Linked DNA regions of Homo sapiens: region 1 is linked to region 2. A link is an interaction called in ENCODE POLR2A ChIA-PET data of the cell type or tissue named here. Cell type or tissue: MCF 10A. All regions are shown on one strand.

Region 1 (2,500 bases), 77 kb before region 2:
ATTTGCCTAACTTTGGGTTTGTTAACAAAGGACAAAAAAAAAAAAAAAAAAAAAGAGCTCTTCCATAATCTGTAGAGTCTCAGACATGCTGTCGTCCTGTTTACTGATGATAACAACTCGTTGACACATGGCAAACTACAGCATCTTGATTCACTTATGGGGCGGTTCAAGGTCAGCCACATACTAGTTACAAGAATATAGCCACATTATGTGATTTGATTCAAGAGACTAGCTCACTCTTCTCTGGTTTCCAATGAAATGATTTTTTAAAAGGACTTTCATAGCCATGGCAGTGTATGTGTTGTAAAGGGATTATGCACAAATCCTACTTGTGGCTAGCGTGTGCTCCTCCTGGGAGGTAGATAGATAAAAGTTACAATGAATGAGAATAGGTGTTTACCTACAATGACCTTAGGTCATGTAAGTGGAGGAAAACCTTGAATCGTGTTTTATAGGAAATATCACTGTCCTTAATCAGAGGTGGTTCCTTTCTCTCCTCCAGGGAACATTTGGCAATGTCTGGGATTGTTTTTGATTGCCGCGACTGGGGGACTGATGGGGAGGAGTGGATTCCTGGCATCTAATGAGTAGAAGCTAGGGATGCTGCCAAGCATCCTGCAACGCACAGAACAGCCCCAGCCCAACAATTATTCAGCCTCAAATGCTAGTAGTGGTTGAGAAACCTCGGCATAAAAGATGAAAACAGTAAAATGAGCACTAATGTCAAACGCTGGGAGAATAAGAGAGGGGAGGAGGTGCCAGAAGTGGTCAGCACTGTCCATTCAAAGAAAACTGGGGAGTGAGCGAATGCTAGAGTCCTTTCACGTGGTTCCTGGAGGTGCAACAGGATTCAACCTAAAGAAACTTCCAGGGCTGCCTACCCCACTTACAACCTTCTGCACGCAGTGGCCAGAAATTATTAAAAAGTATCCGGTAATATTAATCCGTATGATAAAAAGGTACCCTGCTGTTCAGATTAAACCTTGCAATGGTCCATGACCCAGAGACTACCAAAATGGTGCATCATGGCTACTAGGTAAATGTTCCTTTAATGAACAAAAGAATAATTGGATTTTAATTGAATGAATAAACAAATGAGCTATTTCTGGATGTCCGCACTTGGAGAGGTTTACTGACTCTTTCTTAGTCACTAAACCCAGCAGGAGTGGCTTAATGACTCATACCTTAGGGATTTTAAGGGAGGGATGCAGACCTCAGAGCTTCTGATATGCACGGAAGCATCCAGCTCACCTGTCTTCTCTTAACCCCATTAAATTAATTCTCCGCGTTGCAGCCGTATCGCTGCCTAAAAATATTCATCATAGCACCCATTCCTACAGGCTACAGTTTAATTATTTAGTATTGTGTTCAATACCATCCTTGATCCCAAATTAACCCCCTCTTCTTTCATGTTTTGCTACCTTCCATCACCTGTTTAATGCTCTGATCATTTCCTGCCCCCATGTGTTTCATCCTTCCATACCTTTCCTCCTATTGTTCTGTTGGCCTTCGATAAAAACCTCCATTTACGCTTCAGGTTAACTCCCACTCCCACTCCAATGAGATAATCATCTCCACTGGGCAGTGTCCATGGAAACCTTTGTTTAGACTAAATATCTTATTTTCCTGTTCTCTTTCAGCGTCTTTAAACGTCATCATGATAGCGTCATCATTAAGTTGATGGTATTACGGTGATTTTCAAACTGTGCTGAGTTGTTCATTTCGTTCAGGCTCCATAGCATGTGACAATGACAGAGAGAAGTAAATGGAATTCTGAGTCTGACCTCTCTTCAAATGTGGAAACTTTGCTTTCATCAGTTTTAGATAGGATTACCCATGTAAGACATGATTTAAAGAAAGTTATCTGCAGCAACATCAATGAAGAGTAACAAAACAACTGAAAATATTATAATATGATTTTTAAATTATCTGCCTGTGGTACTTTTATAAAGTCTGCAATGCCATGCACCAAACATAATGCTTAGAAATAAAACGTAGGTGTTGAACTGAATAGATTTTACCCACCAAAAGCACTGAATTAATGGTAGGTAATGATAATAATAATATTTTTTATTCTAAGTATTCAAAGTCAATGTTTTTATATGTAGCAAATGATCACTAAATAACATGTATATATGTGTGTGTGCATATGTGTGTAAATATAGAAAGTTATATATTGCATATTTAACTTTCTCTAAATGTAGATATAAATGTGTATATATGTACACATATACTGATATGTACACTTATCATCTCCCTACAAAAATACTTCTTTATTCGAAATTGTAAAATGATGCTGAATCTTCAAATCCTGCTCCCCATTTGCATTTCGTTAAGGAATTTCAGGATTTACTTACAAAACCACATTCTGAAAAGTGGTTTGTAAGTGTTGTTGCACGTGAGAATTCAACGTAATTATCTATTGTCATCAGAATAGACATGAAGGATTATGAGAAGTTCTTTTTGTCATGAAGCCCATGCTGATCCCATATCACATGGG
Region 2 (2,500 bases):
TTAAGTGGCTTGTTAAAAAACCCAGCATAATTTTGTTTCTGAGATGCTATTGCGGAGAATGCTTCTGAGGGTATTGAATCTACAAGTTTATTCTGCAATGAAATCCTTTTTCATGGATTTTATTGTTCATTATAAGCATGTTATTACAAAAGCAATGTTTCCTATAAACAGAACTGGGACTAGATGACACATTACTGAAGCAAGCCAGAAATGTAAATAATCAAACGGTTTTTGTTTACTTTTCTGCAATGATCATGAAATCATACTGACCTAACATCTTATCATTTATTTATTTATTTTTCGTGTGATATACTTTTTTCTTTATCTCTAGTGCCATTCAATGGTCGTTTGTAGCTAAATGAACTCTGCTTTGCTCTCTTGGGCTACAGAAACTCTATTGTTTCACTTAGTCAATGATGTGGTTTCAAAGGCCATAGAGTACTCCTTATGGAAGTTTTAGGGATAGCATAATTGCTCACTGTTATCAGTGAAAGCGATCTTTGAGGACATCTGGGAATCTGATCTTCCCTCAAAACTAGGACAAATCATGAGTAAACTGATCGACAAACATGATCATTTGTAATTGAATTAAAACAAAGTAACATCTAAATCTAAATAACAAAGCTTCTCTAGGCCATGAATAGAGAGATATTCAGCTATTTAACTTTTTAAATAGCTCTGTTGACCATACCTCTGGTCAACATTAAAGCTTAAGTATCAGGTCCCCGACTCTCTAAATACTTGGCAAATGAACATCACCTACTCCTCTTCCCCACTGCTACTTACTCCACCTAAGAAATACCTTAATCCTTCATCTAGTATTCTTCTCTCCATCTTCCTCGGGCTTCCTCTCAAGAGTCCCCAATGTCTTCTTGAGAGATAATTATGCCTGTAGCTCAGGGACTCAAAGTAATCACCAGGCTTGGCATGAAAGAATGCTGGAATGCAAACTGAAGTGCGAAGCAACAAAGATTCAGTGCAGATATTATGAAAAGGGAATGCATTATAGCAATTACTCAGTTGGCCTGATTTCTGCCAGCCTACAGGATACAGCAAAGAGGCCAAAGCATAAACACCACCTAGTATTAGTCATCATGACTCATTGACATTTGGTGTTCAGGACCCAGTGGAAGTCTTTGCATAGAGATCTAGAAGCTTTGGTAACAAAGCTTCTAGAAAAGAAAAACAAAGCTCATAGACTTTTTGGCTTTTATTCAGTATAACATCAACTTCTCCCTGTGTCTCCCTTTAAAGTTGGAGGTTACAATACGTAGCTGTGTTTAGAGAAGCTTAATCATAAAATATCATGTAAAGTTGTGAAGTGCTGCTAGAGTGAACAGTTAGTTCGTTTAATGAGAGTCAGTTGCAACTGACAATGAGGTTGAGAGTGTGATTGCTGCTTGGGCTGCAGGCACTCACGCTGTCACAGTCTATAACCCGAATCCCCACCAGCCACCTATTAATGCTTGATTTTTATCACAGGGGATGAAGAAAATAGCACAGAATCATCAACATAACTTGAGAAAATTCTAAGTACAAATGTAGCCTGCATCATCAAAAAGACATGACAAGGAGGAAAAGGGGAAAACTATACATGTTTTGGAAGAAAGTTCTAGCTTTCCTAGAACTGGCCTCATTTGCCTCAAACAGTCCTAGTGTATGTGATTTTCCTGAAGTCATTATCAATTTCACTCTGAAATTGAACCAGTTTGCACAATGAATTATACAGTCTCATTCTCACTTTATCCAATTTGACATGACTCAGAAGTGTGAGAAAGCAGATTTATTTAGAGCATCTTTGATGTGTCTTGTGTTTCACATGTGCTACATAAAGAATCTGTATTAACTGTATTATTTAAACAAAGTAAAGCAATACATTCTATTGGATGGTGTCAATACACAGCGATGAAGGTGCTTAATTACATAAAGGATCATTACTTTTAATAATCATGTAAGTATTTTAATCCTGATTTTAGTAGTTTTCTAGCAATTTTTCATAAGTTACATAAAGTTACTGGAAAAGGATTCTTAGAAGTGAAACTTACAGAATTAAAAAAAAATTCTAAACTCTAGATGAGCCAAACTGTTTCACTTATTCTGACCCCTAACATCCACACAGCTGAATGGAGATAACCAAAATTATCCGATGAACTGTCCCATGTCCCAGTTGGTAGCTTAAGGCACTGAATAATGGAATCCATTGAGTGCTAAATACATCAATTATCTATTATAATTGTTATAATAATTCTGTTATAATTGTTCTGAACACTGGCAACTTTAATTAAGGAACAAGGTTGTAGTATTGGATAATGTTATGAGCTAAAAGACAATTGTTTCTAGTTTTCTTTTCTATAATTTTTTTGTGCCAGACATATTCATGCATTTTGCTCAAGGTGATTTCCTTAGACAAGGAATTTAAGCCAGACTTATTCATGGCAGCCAAATGTGACCATGCTATGCCCTCTTCTCACATACTACCAATTGTGGCAGCAGAATGGAT

The links. Peaks named below come from ENCODE experiments on the same cell type or tissue, not always from the same donor. Only the 100,000 strongest peaks of a DNase experiment are listed, where the experiment ranks them.
Region 1: POLR2A ChIA-PET joins it to region 2 with 6 read pairs; 1 of 35 experiments calls an interaction of 5 or more read pairs at or near these places.

What each region holds. Positions count from the first base shown.
Region 1 is chr6:9,404,399-9,406,898 of GRCh38, forward strand. No RefSeq gene overlaps it. Among named protein-coding and RNA genes, the nearest start is that of HULC, 750 kb to the left of the region's middle. RefSeq lists an enhancer at 420-1,619. In MCF 10A, no CTCF peak of the experiment used is centred here; a DNase peak (open chromatin) is centred at 1,173.
Region 2 is chr6:9,481,179-9,483,678 of GRCh38, forward strand. No RefSeq gene overlaps it. Among named protein-coding and RNA genes, the nearest start is that of HULC, 830 kb to the left of the region's middle. In MCF 10A, no CTCF peak of the experiment used is centred here; a DNase peak (open chromatin) is centred at 1,073.